Linked DNA regions of Mus musculus: region 2 is linked to region 1. A link is a loop called in an ENCODE intact Hi-C map of the cell type or tissue named here. Cell type or tissue: left cerebral cortex. All regions are shown on one strand. Each heading gives the region's core, and the rest is flanking DNA. Links, peaks and the distances in the headings are about the cores only.

Region 1 (8,014 bases), core at 2,386-4,885:
GGCCCCTCGCTCTCCTGGCTCGACTCTTGCACGGGCAGGCGGACAGTGGAGAAGGGGGCTGTTCGCTGGGCCACCTCCTGGACCCAGAGTGGAGCAGAGGGCCGGGCTAGCGGCTAAGCTTGGGGCTGGGGAACTCAGAGCTGAGCCCTTCTCCTCCTGCTGCTGGCTGGCCTCGGCCAGCTGCGGCTCAGTGGCCTCAAGTGTGCGGCTCCAGAGCTCAGTGCTGCTGGGCTCTTCCTGGCATCCCGGGACCTTAGGCTAATCCAGCGCAAACGCCAGATCCTCGGCGACGCAGCCATCCTCAGCCAGGCGTAAACTCCAGCAGTGATCCGCGCCCGCGTGCACTCGGACGGGTCGGGCTAGGAGAGGGCGCCTCGGTTCTTGACCGGGTGAACGATCCCAGGGCCTCCAGGTTCCCTACATTCAGTTCACGGGTTGAGGCGCTCCGGCGGGGACGCGCGGCATCTTCTCCGAACACTGGCTTCTCCCCGCCATGTCCCATTGGTGTAGTGGACAGCTGGGATCCCGGGTTTGAACGCACCATCTGCGCCATCGCCAGGGACATTGCAACTTACCCCCACCTCCAGCATTTTTCTCCGACGTCTTTTTTTTTTTTCTTTTTTTTTCTTTCTTCCCCACCCGACCCCCTCCCTTGGCTTGCTTTCTTTTCTTTTCATTCATTGGGGGACAGAGCGGGGGTCTGGAAAAAGCAAACACAAAACCAACCTGGAGGCGGGGTGGGGAGGAAGGGGCTGCGCAGAGGTGAGGTCCGAGGAGCTGCGAGCGCCCCGCGTGCTCCCGCGCGCTCCCTTCTGTGAGCCTTGCTGGCCGGCGGCCCCGGGGACCAGGCGGGGCGGTCAGCTGTTGTACTGGCAAGCGTTGAGCCCCGACGCCGGACCCTGCAGACCGCCATAGCCAAACGACGAGTGCTGCTTGGACTTGAGCCGCAGGCTGGCAAGGCTCGAGTTGCACGTGTCCCGGTAGACGCTGTAGGGCGAGGCTGGGGTGCCGTAGGGGCAGGCGCCCGGCGACATGGCCGAGTTGAGCGAGGAGCCGGTGAGGTTGTTGATGTTGTTGAGGCCCGAGTTGGGCATGCCGGGCACGGCGCCCGGGCCCATGCTGGACGGCATGGTCATGGAAGAGATGGAGCTGGGGGCCGAGAACATGGATTGAGAGGAGAGCGGGCTCATGGAGTTGAAGAAGGTAAAGCTCTTGGTAGACAGCGGCGCCGGGGCCAGGCTCTTGGCCGCCCAGTTGTTGTAGGAGTAGCCGGCAGCGTACACGTCCTCGTAGGGCTGCACCAGGCCGCTGAACTGCGGCACATAGCCGCCCTTGCACAGGTCCAACTGCTGGTTCCGCTCCCGCTTGCGCCATTTGGCTCGCCGGTTCTTGAACCAGACCTGGAGAAGCCAGCGGGAGAAACGTCAGGGCCGCGGTGGCCAGGAAGGGTCCTCACCCCCAACTCTGCAGCCTCCTCTCCTAACACCCCGTATTTTCTTCGGCCTCTGCCGAGATTTTCTGTAATGGTTCCCTTCGCGTCTCCAGAAAATACGAGCCCTCTCCTCTTCCCCCACACCCCCCCCTGCTTTTTTTTATCCTCTTCCCCAAGTTAAATTTATTTTCTTTTTCTGACTCGGATTCTCTTTTGTTTGAACAAATATTCGTTTTCTTTTCTCCCTCCCAACCTGTCTTCTTTCTGCCATCTCTCTCCAAATGGGGTACCACCACCCTCTTAGTAGTTCAATCTTTTTCGTCTCCTTCAAACACAAAAAGTATTTTTCTTCCTCAAAACTGACCATCTCCGATTTTTCAGACGAGTTTCGTTGTTCAACTATTTTGTTTTCATCGGCATTTATTACATTTAATAATTTTTCTCCTCCCAAAATGTAAATTTTTGTCCACTTCTTGACTATCTAAACTCCAGTCTGGTTTTTTTCTTTATTTCTTGTCCCCATTTTATTCTTTTCTAAATATTTAGTTTATCCCTTCTTTACAGATATCTGACCCTCACTGTTTCCCTTAAATAGTCGATCCTTTCTTTTTCTAAATGCCTAACCTCTTTGCTTCCCTTAAATATTTAATTTCTTTCCTGCTGCCTAAATATAATCCAAATATGTTTCTCTGCAAATATTTAATTTCTGTAAGTTTATTAGTTTCCCTCTAATCTCCACCTCTGTTTTCTCCTAAAAACTTTGGTAAGGACCACTTTTCTCTCCCTGACCACGTCTTCCCCGACTTCCCCTATCTTCCCAACATTGGCCCCCGACCTCCTAGCTCATTCTCCAGGCCAGGATCCCTGTACCCCAGCCTTTCCCAGGCCCTGATTCTATCTACCCAACCCCACACCATCCCCACTCCCATAAACCTGGGCAGGATTAGTGAGCTCCGAATTACAGGGTGAAGGTCTGCTGCATCCAGGCTCCCACTGGGTCGGACCAGCCTCACTGGGGAGGGCTGAAGGTTGGGCTTATGGCAGGGGCTCCACGAGGCAGGTGGGACTTTGGTCTGGCTTGAGAAGTGCTCCCAGTGTCTGATTAAATATTTGCCCACCCAGGGAAGAAATGATTTCCTTACTTCTCCTGAAGGAGCGGGTAGCATTTGCTGGGAACTGTGGAAGGTGCCAGAATACAGTGTGGCCTTGGGTCTGGGACCTTACATCTGTAAAGTGTAGTGGAAGGGCCACTCACTATCAGCGTCCCGCTCCACATGACCCCAGACCTACAGTGGGAAAGGGCATTAGGCAAAGGTCCAGCTAGTACCTGGCTGACTGGCCAGAAAAGATGGAGAATATTCCAAAAACAGTTTGGAGAAGGGAAATTCAGAATGAGATCACAGTTCCAAGAAGTTTGAGATACCCCAACTCAAGCACCTTTCAGGCCTCTCTGAGGCAGCCAGGCACGACCTGTCTTTCCCTTTCGTTTTCCAGGGGATGAAGGCTTAAAGCTCCCGAGGTCCTTAGCGGCAGAGAATCCTCTGCCCAATCTCCGGCTCTGAGTAATTCTGACAGAGTTCAGGGCAGGGACAGGGTCTTCCGACAGGGGCTTGCAGTAGCTCCTGTGGGACAGGTAAAAGGGCTAAGAAAGCAGTAGCCCAGGGACCTGGCTGACGTGGGTGGCTGGCTGGGGCCTAAAGTGGGGTCTCCTACGAAGCAAGGTCCGCGAGGTCAGAGTTGTAAGTCTAAGCTACTGAGTGCCAGCCGGTAGCCCTCTGCACGCGCCCCACGCTCACCCGCACTCGCGGTTCAGTGAGGTTGGTCCACACCGCGATCTCCTCTCTCATGCTCATGTCGGGGTAGCGGTTCCTTTGGAACGTGGCCTCCAGCTCTTGCAACTGCTGGCTTGTGAAGTGAGTGCGTTGCCGCCGCTGTTTCTTCTTCTTAGCTGGGTCCTCTGCACCGCCGCCGCAGCCAGCACTGCCCGCGCCACCATCCTCTGGCCCCTTGGCTTCCCCACCGCGCTCCTTGTCTGCAGCAGGTAGGAATGGGCGCGAGTCACCTCGGGCTAACACTATCGCGCCCGGTCCCGGCTCCACCGAAGCGCCTGCCGTCAGCGGTGGCTTCCCTCCCTCCATCCAGGGGCCCTGGGAACTGTTTCCCCGCTGGAAAGGAAGGGCCGGGTGCCGGTTCTCAGTAAGCACCCCTAGATCTGGCGTGCCACAGCAAAGAGCCCGGGAGCCACATCTGGGCCTGGGTTCCCAGCTAGGCAGGGCCTGCTTCTGCAGCTCGCTGGCTGCGGCCCTGCTGAGACTCTTGAAGGTCTAAATCTGAGCGGACACCTCAGCTTTCCTGAACGGGCATCAAAACTTTCCAGCTGAAGCTAGCATATCTGTGGGGTAAGAGCCATGTAGTCGCCTGGAATGTTGTTCTTGCCAGGGCTGTGTCAGAGCCGCAACTTAGCTTGGATCCCAGCCTTACCGGCCTCGGATTCTGAGGTCTAGAAAACCCTCCATTTGCAGCCTAGACAGACATATTCTGTCTAAGTGACCCGGGCCTCTCTGTCTCTTTAAAGCTACTCAAGATGCACACAGTAGTCAATAGCATTCAAACATAACGCAAAGGAACTACAAACCAAAACGGAGCCCTAGAAAAGCTCAGAGCTCTCTCCCTAGAAACAGAAAGGTGCACAAACCCTCAGAGCCAGGGAGGCAGAACCGGAGCAAATGTAGATCAAGAAGTCAAAACCGTTCCTGTGAACACACCCCTAAACTAAACACACAGCCAAATGTGTATAAACTCCAGTCAGATGGCCATTTCTCTGGGAAAAAGAATCTATGCATCACTGCAGGTAAATTTTAGATTCCCTCACACAAACACTGGGAGAGATACTTTCCAAACCCTAGATAAATACATTACAGCGAGATGATTTAAATTCACAAAATAAAACTGCTACGAATGGATTTTGATGGGGGGGGGGGGAATCTCAAAGAAATGCGCCATTTTGAATTGACTTTTAAAAAATCTCTCCAAGTAACTTGTGGCATGTAGGTTCTTTTAAATTTCAGAGAAATACTCCTAGTGAATTGTGTCAAAGGAAGCATACAGTTAAAATTGTTAATTTATCCCTGTAGATTTGATTTGAAAATCAATCTCTACAGGTTTTTTTTTTTTAAGCAAACACCACGCTTAAAACTTCTAAAAACAAAAGTACACTCAGAGCTTTGTTTTCTAACCAAGCAAACAGAGGTTGGAAAAAAGTCACTTAGAGATGCAAAACAGAAACAAATACCGATTAAATAAACGTGGAAGAGATGCCCAGGGCCCGGGATGGCTGTCCCAGGCAGCCTGGAGATCTGTGACTATTTGGGGTTGGGACCCCCCTCCCGTGCACAGCCGCTCCAAGACAGGACAGGCCTGGAAACGGACATGGCCGAAGCCACCCAATCTCGGGCCCAGCTCAAGAGATCGGGGTTGTTTTGTTTTGTTTTGTTTTTTAAAAGACAACTGGGGGATTTGTGGAGTCGAGAACCCACCCTGGCTGGACCCCTGGTGGCTCTGGGCTGAGGTGTCCACGTGGGCCAGGATCCCCGCTGCAGCAGGGTTCTGCCGGCTCTGCCGGGAGTCAGGCCGCGCCTCCTAGCTGGCTGGCTCTCGCTGTCCCCAGAGCTCGAGCTCGGCTTTACGGACCCCTCTCTTCTAGCCTGCTCTGTGACCCCACCTCTTCTTTTAGGATTCTTTCCTCCATCTGTCAAGGTGTCTCTTTGGGCACTTTGTCTGGCCACCCCTTCTACTCCCTGCACATCTGCTTCTCGCCCTGAGCCCCAGCGACTCCTCAGCAACCAGTTAGGGAAAACTCAACTTTTTTCTCCCGCGTGCTATCTGCTCCTGCTCCAGAGGGGCTGCCAGTCCCACTCAGGGCTTGGCGTGTGGGGGACTGTTTGGAAGTGACTTCGCGTGTGCGTGCGAACGCGCGTGTAAATTTCCGTGTTCATCGTCAGGTTAAGACCAGGGAGGAAAAAGAAAGCTCCTCGCTGCAGAGACGCAGAGGGGACCCGGCTGCGTGCCAAGCCGCCCGGTGTGCGCGGAGGCTGGATGCCCGCCGCGGGTTGGGGGAGCCGCGTTTACCTGGCAGATCAGCGTCGGACGATTCGCTGGCGGAGTTCTCCAGCGGCTCCCGGGGGTCGGCGGCGCGGGCCAGGTGGAAGCTGGGCCCCATGTCGTGCGGTGGTGGTGGCGGTGGCCGCAGCCCCTCCGGTAGCCTCTCCAGGCTCATGCCTCCCTTGAAGGCGTCCATGGAGGTGGGGACCGCAACGGGCGCTCCAGGGGCCGGGGCTGGGAGCTCCCGGCCGCCCAGGCTGCGACCTGTTGGGGACAAGAGAGTGGCGCCTAAGCGGCTGCCCCCCAGGGCTGCCCGCGCCCACAGCGACGCCGTTCGAGCTCCATCGACCTCTCCAGGCTGCGGGACCGGGTTCGGGGCTCGGGGCTCCGCCACGCGCTCCTGCTGCTCCGGCCTCAGCTGCCCGGCCGGCCCGGGCCCCAGTCCCGATTCGAGGCCGGTTTCTAAGGCTCGGGTCGGAGCCCGCAGAGTCTGTCTGAAAACGACAGTGCGCGCAGCCAGGTTCCAGCAGTCCCTGCGCCAGGGGTGGTGGGTGGGGTGGGCCTCGGTGGGAGGGGGCTGGGAGAGAAGGAGGGAGGGCGCGAGCGAGTGAGCAAGCGAGCGAGGGAGCGGGCGCGGGCGGAATCCAGCCTCGAGCCGCCCGCGCCGCGCCCTCCCCGCCGTCCTCCCTCCCTCCCTCTCTCCCTCCCTCCCTCCTGGCCTCGCCCGCGCCCTCCCCGTCGCAGCCACCTTCCCGCCGCCTCACCTCCCCCCCTCTCCCGCGGCCTCACCGCGCCTCTCCCTCCTTCCCCGGTGACACACGAATTTCTCCCTTGGCCGCACAAAAGAAACGCATCTGGCCAGCTAGCCCCGGGCGGCTGGTGCACACCTTGGGGGCCCCAAGTGACTTGTTTCGCTGAGAGTCAACTCCTGTCTGGGCCACCTCAAGTCCCCAGCCACGGGAGAGAACAACTTAGAATGAGTGAAGGTTCGCTGAGCAGGATCGCTCTGAGCCGGCGCCTCCGAGCCAGCGCCAGGGCAGTCAGTGGCAGAGCCGGGGGGCCGGTTCCCGGTTGCTGCAGCTCCCAGCGGTGGTGTCGTCCTCGAGGGGCAGACGGGCCCCTCCTACCTCAGTCGCTTCTCCCAGGAACTCGGGGCCGGCTGAGTGACAGCAGCCTGCGAGCTCTAATGGGCCCCGGATGCTGTCTTCTAATTAGTTTGGACCCTCTCCCCTAAGGCTGCTCTCATGGCCTTCCTCTCTGCACCGCAGTCAATTTTCCGGAATTGGGGTAGAGATGACGGCTTCTAATCAGACGAAACGTTTCTGTTGGCTCTAGGCCATGGCGAGTGGGACTGGAGACCCCAAGAGCCCCACCAGGCCCGTGGCCTTTCCACATCCCCCTTTGTTTTGCACCTACAATGATCAGGTCTTTGGCAGCCACCAGGTAGGCCTTGCCAGCCTCTGCCCTCCTTTAGGGTAACTTTGCTCCAGTGTGGGGCCTACTTTCTGAATTCTCAGGGCTTCAGCAGAGGCCTGGTAGGCCAGGTGACTGATGTCTCACAACCCTGGGCTGGGAGCTTAGGAAGCCTTTGGGTTTTCTCCCGATACACTGCTAGGAAACTGTAGCTCCAGAGCTCCCCCCTCCCCAAGCAAAGACTTTACCCTCTAGGCTCACAAGAGTGGTCCCCTCCTTAGCTCCTCACGCTCCAATGAAGTTTGTCCAAGGATTTTATCCAACAATTGTTAACTGGCCCAGGGACTTCAGCTTCTTGAGTAAACAGGTCACAACTGAGGTGGCCCTGACCTGCCTCTGTAGCCACGGAGGACCCCTAGGCTGTCTCTGGGCCTCACCTGCAGACCTCTCCCCTGAACCAGCCACTGATGGGGTAGACTAGGGCTTAGGAAAGAAGCACTTCTCTGTTCTCCAGTGTCCAGAGCCCAGGACATCATCTTCTCCTGTAGTCATTTCTTGGGTTGGCTCTACAGGTATGTTAGTGGTGGGGACTGCAAGGCTCTGCCTTTGGTCCTTCTCCTACCTTCTCTACCACCAGAGGGAAGTAGCTGGGCCCTGGATGGGTGCCTTGTGAGAATTGTGGGGGCAAGGGCAGACATGCAGGGTGGGGCCAGAACTGTCTCATACTCCCTTGGCCTTGCTTCAAGGTGCCCAGCTCCTTAGGGCCAGGTCTATTGAGGGAGACAGAATTTGGGCAAAGATGGAGGGAGGATGCTTTCCGGGGAGCTGACTAAGGCCCTGGGGTATCTTGATTTCTCCTTGCAAGTGAAGCCCACTAGGTGCTTCGGTTGGTCCACGGGGCTACACTACCTCCCTCAGTCAGAGAGCAGCCTGGATCATACAAGGATGGCAGTGCACACCTGTACGTCCGGACCCAGGAGGCTGTGTACGGGTGGACACACACATGTGCTGTTTAATGTCCAATTGGATAGCATGAAATAGGAGGTCCATCAAGTCAGATCGAGGTGG
Region 2 (8,014 bases), core at 2,423-4,922, 240 kb after region 1:
CCTCATAGCCAGGCCCTCTGTGGGACCTAATGAGGAGCTGCCGGGTTTCAATTATGCGAGGGGCCTTGCCTTGCGCTGTTTGACTGACAGCTCATTACCCTGCTGCTGGTTTGGGGGGCAGTGGAATTTAACCTCCCAGGTGGGAAGCTAATCAATTTGCCCATCTGCCACAGCTGAGCCTATTTGAACTTGACTCTAATTTATTCTCCTAAGCTCAGGGAGCCTGGTTTCCAAGTACAGAAATATTAAGTTTCCCGGTCAGCCTGGGCAGGGGTGCACAGGCAGATATTCCAGAGTGTCTCATTGGGGGGCCTGAGCAAGCCATAATGGTCAGCTAGGGGTGTGCCACCAGCTAGGGTCTAAAGGCGATGGCTCTCTTGCCCTTTAAGCCTTTATGGATTGTTGGAGGGAGGTGGTAGGACAACATGTCATCTGATGGTGCTGCGGTTAAAGTCACCAGGGCAGAGGACCAGAAAGGACTCACGGCAGCAAGGTACACCGGCTTCCCATTTTCTGTGTGTTCTAAGCTGCGTTACTCTCTACTGTGTTCAGTACTCTGGTTTCAGGTGCTAAGGCACAAGATCCGGAGAGCATCATTCTGGTACTGTGTATTCTTTCCCTCACTAGAGTACAGGTGTGAACCTGAAGCCAAGGTAACGACTTTTAACCTCGGACACTGGGGCCGCCTCCCTATTTTGCTCAGGAAGGCAATCAGGGGACGTCTTGGCCAGGACAAATGGCGCCCGCTGTGTGTACCTTAGAACACATCCAGGTTGACATCAAGGGCAGGGAAGACATCACAAAGCATGCCTGCTTTGGACCGGGGAATCCAGCAGACTCTGTTCAGAGTCTTCAGGAGACCGGTTTGAAGTTCTTCGAGGGAAGCTGATGGCAGAGCTATAGACAGTGGTGGCCACTCCACAGAGCAAAGAGGTCAAGGAAGCCATCTCAGAAACTGTAGTTTTGTGGGAGGGGGGAGGTAGCCCCCACTGCCTTCTCACGTTTTAAACATGGTGATTTGCATGTCCCTCAATTCTGTCCTTGACCAAACGGAGAGCTCTGGGGCTCCGCGTGCATGTTCACACACACACACACACACACACACACACACACACACACGGCCATAGGATGGAGTTACTGGCATGGCTGTAGCGGAGGCATCTTCCGAGGAGGGAAGTTTCTGCAACAGTTCCAGAGTCTGACAGTACAGCACCTGCTGGGTTGGTTTCCAGGGGTCAGGGAGAGGCCAGTCTGTTTACATGCCTTAGCCGGGAGTGCAGGGGATGTCAGGGCCCTGGGATTAATGAGCAGTATATTGCCTCACCTGTTGGGAGGGTCATGTGATATGATTTTGATATGAGGGAGCCCCAGAAGCAAACATGACAGGTCAAGTTCTAAACAGAAGAAAAGCCCAAGAAAAGATGGCCTCTCCCCTTGCCATTGAATGTGTCTCTTTCTTCTCATTGAGGGATGGGCGCCAGGCTCTCCCCTGCCTCAGAACCTTCAGGCAAATCGCCCGCCGCCCCCCCTCCAGCCTCCCCCTCATCCCTGCAAGGAGGCCCCAAAGCCAGCTTCTAAGATAAAGTTCGACATTGGTGCCTTGGGGAAAATTAAACATCATGGTTGCTAATGAGACTACAGGCCAGGCTTTGCCCTCAGGACCACAGGGTGATCACCAAGCAGCCCAAATGACAAACAAGAAATGGACAAGCTTGCTGGGGCCTCACCTTTTGAGGAAGGCTGAGCAGACAGCCTAGAAGCCCTGGGAGCCAGCGCTGTCAGCTTTGGGTGAAGTGGGAGATTGTTGCTCATGGAATTCTACACACACACACACAAACACAAACACACACACACACCCGCTTTAGCATATAAGCTAATCTGTCTGTCAGGGCTGGCTGCAATATGCACCTGACCCTGAATGGAAAATAAGTTTGTCAAATGCTGGGGGTGGGGTGCAGAAGGCGGGAAGGGGTGGCCGTCATGAGTGGGGGTAGGGGCGAGGCCTGGGTCATCAGCAGAAGGGCCCAGGGTGCCCCCAGCCTGGAGTCGAGGGGGCTCTCTGTCCATGCTCCATTTGTCACCCACCTTGTCTAAGAAGATCCCGACCTTCCCTACCAAGTCTAGCGCTAGGTTACATGTTCTAAGAAGCCCTCTAGAGCCTCCCACACCAGGAAGCAAACTCACTTCTGCAAGCCATTGCTGGACAGAGGCACTGCCTGGCCTGTCTATGTGACAAGCCAACCATCAGAGGCCTCTGTCACGGGAAACATTTGTAAAATTCATGTCAAGCTTGCCCAGACACACATTTCTAACATGTGGGTGTGTTGTTGCCTGCCTGCATTTGTGTCTGCATCATGTGTGTGTGTGTGGTACCCAGAGAGGCCAGGAGGGTGTTGGATCCCCTGGAACTGGAGTTACGGACAGTTAAGCTACCATATTGGGTACTGGGAATGAAACCTGGGTCTTCTGGAAGAATCTCTCTTAGTCAATGAACACCTCTCCAGTTCCTTCAGTATATACATTTTGATTCTTTCATACACTGAGTTGTTTATGGTCCCCAGGCTGATCACCCAGGCCCTGCCAGTGGACAGACAAGGGCGGTGCAAAATACTGGACTGATACCAAAGGGAAGTACATCCTGGGAAAGCTCTGGTTGTACAGTCATGTGGAGCTGGGTTCGAATCCTAGCTCCCCTTAGAGCCATGTGGTCTTGTAGGAGTGTGCGTCAACTGTTTCCCTACATGTAAAGACCGTTACCATCCTCCTAGGCTTGCCATGAGAAGCAGGGGGAAGGATGTGGGTGTGTGTGTGTGTGAGGGGGATACTTGCAGCTGCTGTTGCTAACTCAGTCCCAGTTGGAGCTGTGGTCTCTGTGACATCCCAAAGGCCATTTGAAGGCTCATGGAAGAAGCTATTAAGAAAACCATGGACTTACTCAGGGTGGAGCCCTGCTGCTCAGAGCACGGGTTGCTCTTCAGAAACAGGTCAGGGGAGGAGAGGAGATGGCTTGGCACTTGCTGCGGAAATGTCAGGACTCGAGTTCAAACTCTTAGCATCCACAAAAAAAAATTAAATGGAAAAAAAAAAAAAGAAAAAGAAAAAAAAAAGGGCAGGTGTGGCTTCATGAGGCTATGCCATTAGCCCTGTGGCAGGGCAGACAGATCATGCTGGCTTGTTGGCAGCCGGCCTAGCTCCAGGGCTAGAGGCTGTCGTTCCATAGATCAGGGCACACATGTGCACGTATACCACGCTCATACCAAACAAACAAACAAACAAACGAGAAAGTGTTTCCTAAGTGTCTGGGGCCACTGTAGAATCCAAGGGTATGCGGCCTTGGATTCTGGATAGAGATGGGGACTCTGTTCTGTGGTATTTGCTGTCACTAACCCAGCAGCTTGTGGCTGCGGGAGGACACTGGCATGTGTCCCCTCACAGCACTTGGTGTGGACGTTTTACTAACTCAAGCGTGGTCTTCCGAGTGGAGACATACGCATGCTTTGAGAGGTTCCCTGCAGGTGCAATCCTAGCAACCACCGTGCACTGGATGGTCAACGTTTAGAACCATTTAGGTGATTTTTGGAAACCGCAAGAATTGCAACAAATTCTTTTGTGCTGTTGCCAAGAAAGAGCAGAAACTGGCTGCCCCTTTTTCCCCAGTCCCTTCCCAATCCTTTGGGCGACATCTAGTGGAGGGTCTTCAAAAACTCTACCAGTTGCTTGACTGGAATTGTTTCAAAGGTGGAGGAACACAAGTCATTTAAACCTGGACTCCTCCTACACACTTAATAGGTGCCTTGGGATGTCTCATTCTCCGAGTTAGAACTGCCACCAAGGCCAGGTGGGCTGTCAGAGTGATCAGTGACAGGGTCTGTCCACAGGTGGCAGCATCTTGTCACTAGACAGCTGGCTCACAGCTAACAATGGGCCCTGCTTTTTTATGTGATGGAAAGGAAGCACGTGCATCGTTGCCTATGAAGTACTCACTACTGTGCCTGGCACACAGCACATGTCCAAACCACCAGCAAACAGTAGTGTCTACTCTGCCCTTGTGTGTGTGTGTGTGTTGGGGGGGGGGGGGGAATGCTACATGTGAGAGCCGTGCTCTAGGGTATTGGGTACACTCCTTAGGAAAGTCTGAGCCCTGTTTTAAGGTGCGCCCTCTTGGAGGAATCAATGCCAAATGAAGCCCCTAGGAGGCAATTTAAACCTAGCGCTGCTCTGGTTAAGAAAGGGTTCTGGAGCCAGAAGCTAGGAAAGTGTCACTCAGGTCTGAGTTGGAGGTGGTTGTGGCTACTGCTAAGACTGAGTCCTGACCTGGCCGGACTTCGTCAGACTTCCTGTGGAAAGGAAATCTGTTTGTTTTTTGAGACACGGTTTGTGTGGCCCTGGCTGGCTTTTATATCACAGGGCTCCACCAGCCCTTGCCTCCAAGTTTCGATTAAAGGCATGTACCACCAGAGCTGGCATAGAAGAGATGCTGTACATAGGTCCATGCTCTGGAGTGCGCTTCGTCCTCCTCCCTGGTTCTACCTACCCTTCTAGACAGACACCTGCCAAGGACATACGAGAAGGCTTCTGTGCTTTCAGGCAAATCTAGATGATTATCACGAGTGCCCTTGACCTCGGCAGTGACAGAGTATCTTTGGGGACCCTCTTGCTAGGGACCTTACTGTAGGGGGGGGGGGGCTAGCAAATGCAGACAAGCAGAGGGTTCATGGCCTGAGTTTTATCTGTAGAACCAGTCACAAGTTAGAGACAGATGGGGCCAGGAGGGATCTGGCCCAGAGCCCAAGACCTTGATCTCTGCATCAGACTCAGTGTGGCTTTGGGTACCTGCTCTGTGAGATGGAACTGACACCCCAACCACACTCGGGAGAACTGAAGCTTCCAACATGAATTTCCTACACACCCCTAGGGCCAGCAGATGTCTGACCAAATTGCCGAGGTACAGGGTCTATCCGGGAGCTTCCTGGGTGTAAGCTGCCTGTACCTGTGTCCTAGGACACAGTAACACAAAACACGGCCAGTCGTAACAGTTTAACATTTTACTAAATCAATTCACACAAATTTCAGATTGCAAATATAATACGGACAACAGATCCAGTTGTCTTTTTAACATTTTTCATTTTCAAATCTATCGTTAAGACAAAAAAAGTAAACAAAAGTTAGGAGGTCTGTTGCAAATTTTAAGATTTCTCTTCTGAGAGGGGGGAAAACCGTTATAGTAAAAAGAATGCCACTGGGTGTACGGTAAAGCAGCGCAACGCACATTACAAACGGGGCTTCCTGCTGCTGCCACTCAGGGGAGGGACCGCTGCTCCGCTGCTCTGTGTTAATCAGGACTTCATTAGAGTGAAACTATAAAATCCTCTAGGTTGACTAAGTCAGACACGGTCTGGAAAGCAGTGCTTAACAAGGACGATGCCGGCTATCAGTGCTAACAGAAAACATTGTAGAAGGCCAAAAAAAAAAAAACCAATCAAACCGGAAACCAAAACCTTATTTTCCCTAGGTGAGCGGGACTGAGGAGGACAGGAGTCCCAGGCGAGGGGATTTTTTTTTCTCTCTTTTTTTTTTCTTTCTTTCCAGTTGGAGGTGGGGGACACCGCATGTGCTGGCTCTAGGGATCACTGGCCTAGTTGGCGTCCAGCTTGGCCATTTCCTGCACATAGATACCTATGCTCTCACTGTCAAAAAGCATGAAGTACACAGTTTTGATGGAGGAGGACATCGTGGAGACAAAGTAGCTGGAGATGGCCTTCAGAATGAGCTGGGCCGCTGTCTGCTTCGGGAACCCGTTCCTGTAGGAGAGAGCATAGTGGTCAGCACTCGGGGCGTCTATGGTGAGAGCCCACCTCAGGCCTCCCCTGCGGGGTCCTCACACTGGGCTCACATGGGCATGAAGAAAGTCCGCGCGGGGTTAAGTTGTATTAGAGAACTGCCGTGTGCTGTTGGCACTTGGGAACTGAACTCTACAATGTGACCTTCCTTATCCCAGGTCTCCTCGCCTCCTTGTCCTGAGGCAGACTGGCTCTGACACGAGGGGAAGGAGCAGCCAGCCAGCAAGGTTCCTGCTATTCTGCAGTATAAAAATGTCTGCTGTGAGGACGAGAAGCCAAGCTCATGCCTGGGCGATGCTCAGAACTCGGTGCTACAGCCGCACTGCTTGGTGGGCTCCCTCAGCAGGTCACTGCTGACTGCTTTGAGTTCTACGAGTCCGTTTGCATTTGCTCATGCATGCTCTCTCTCTCCATTAGGCTTCTAGAGTTTGTTTCTGCTGGATGTTGTCAGCGTAACACAACCTGGTCTCTCTGCCGCTTGCTGTGCTCTTATCTGCTTACTGCATGCCTAACAAACTCAACTCATTCTAAACCAAAAGTACGGCCACTGTAGATCATCCAGACAGAACCAAGATGGGGGACAGGCAGTACCCAGGCCATCTGTGAACATGGGTCCAGAGACCCGTCTCTAAACTGCATCAGCTGGTGTCACAGCAAAGGGCAGGGAAGCCGCTGTGGTGCAGAGCAGAGTTCTGGGGCATGTATGGATAACCTTGACTTCGGGTTATCACTGAAGTCTCCGAGTCAGTATCCTGCCACTGATGTGTGACAATCAATGTCACAAGGGGCCCAGAATGTGAACTCATGACCTGGGAGGGAGCTCAGCACGGATGGGTCCGTGTGTGCCCGAGCCAGCTCCTGGTTCAATGCTGCACGCGCACTTACAGGAAGGAAGCTATGCTCGGAGCACCTTTCAGAGCTATGCCTCTGCTCACTCACTGCAGTCTGAGGTCCTTCGCCTGCCTGCCATTCTGGCTGGTCTTCTATGGGATGACAATGTGGTCACAGCACCCCCGGTTTTCTGCACTGTGCCCGTGACACGGACCCACCCGGGGAGCCACGTTCTCCACAGCTGCCGGTGCTCAAGGCGTCACATGGCCACAGAAGAAAAGCTCACGTGACCCTGCTTTCACCTGGGAGACCCGGGACCAGGGCAGTCCTACGTGCTTCGGGAACACTGAGCATTCTTAGAGGGCCACCGTGGGGGTGTGATACAGGCTCAGGACCCCTCTACACACAGCTCTGCTTGGAGTTCCAGACAGTCTGGTTGACTTCCCAGAATGGGACTGGTGACATCTAAGCTGGAGGACATCAGGGACATGATGACAGAAGTCAGGGTACCGCGGGACACCAGGCAGCTGGCACAGTAGGCTGGGTGGGAACTGCTGGAGGAGGTATGCTCAATCTGTTGCTCAGAGTGCATTCCAGTGGTGCAGCCCATAGCCAGCTGTGTGTATCCTGCTGGAGCCTGCTCTCAGGCCCAGGGAACAGAGAGGCAGACCTCAGTCTGCAGGCATAACCTGGATAAATAGATGGGCTCTGAGAAGTGCAAGGAGCTGTTCTCTGCAAGGGGAGGTGTGGCCCTTCGTCCACCGGTGCCAGGCTCAGCTGCCAAAGGCCCGCCCGCCTCACTTCACACCTGTTCTGGTGAGCCAAGCTGAGGAAGGCCTCCGGCAATTCCCAGTAGCCAAAGGGTCACAGCTGTGTGCTCCTGTGTAATCAGCCAGCTGGTGTGCTTGCCCTCTGCCTGGCACACACCAAGTGTGTGATGTGATGATCATGTTGCCCCGGCCTATTCCCCTAAGTTTCCTAAGAGCATCAAGTGAGCGGGTCACTTGTAGCCGGTTCAGCTGTGGCCCTGGAAAGGGGTATGTAATTGGTGCTGAGGGAGGGCTCCTGTGATCTAACTCTGAACCTGAGATTGGTGCTGACATCATGCATAGCCTGTCTTGCACTCCAGACCTGGAACTTCTGCCCCTCAGGCCTTCAGCCATTCTGGCTGGGAACGATGCTCTATGTGTAGGCAGTGGGGCAGGACTCGGTAATCTAGACTCTCAGAGTACAGAGAGTGGGGAAAGGGAGGGCGAGAGGTTTGTACCGGTAGTGCCCACCTCAGCACATCCTTCTGCTACTGTGGCCCACTGCTGGGTGAGTGGGAGCCATGCTCTAAAGTA

The links. Hi-C counts contacts between places; a loop is a spot of excess contacts. Peaks named below come from ENCODE experiments on the same cell type or tissue, not always from the same donor. Only the 100,000 strongest peaks of a DNase experiment are listed, where the experiment ranks them.
Region 2: it touches region 1 in a loop (2.1-fold over the local background); 3 of 42 quality-filtered maps call a loop at or near these places.

The regions. Positions count from the first base shown.
Region 1 is chr13:55,825,212-55,833,225 of GRCm38, forward strand. It overlaps Pitx1 (paired-like homeodomain transcription factor 1), which reads right to left and starts at 6,214. Exons shown (of 3, transcript NM_011097.2): 1 at 5,561-6,214; 2 at 3,229-3,464; 3 at 1-1,400. The coding sequence starts at 5,729. The coding sequence ends at 858. In left cerebral cortex, for the core only: no CTCF peak of the experiment used is centred there; a DNase peak (open chromatin) is centred at 3,904.
Region 2 is chr13:56,068,592-56,076,605 of GRCm38, forward strand. It overlaps Macroh2a1 (macroH2A.1 histone), which reads right to left. Exons shown (of 9, transcript NM_001159513.1): 9 at 5,031-5,801. The coding sequence ends at 5,636. Among named protein-coding and RNA genes, the nearest start is that of Gm31485, 49 kb to the right of the region's middle. In left cerebral cortex, for the core only: CTCF peaks have their summits at 3,688 (motif pointing left) and 3,895; a DNase peak (open chromatin) is centred at 3,753.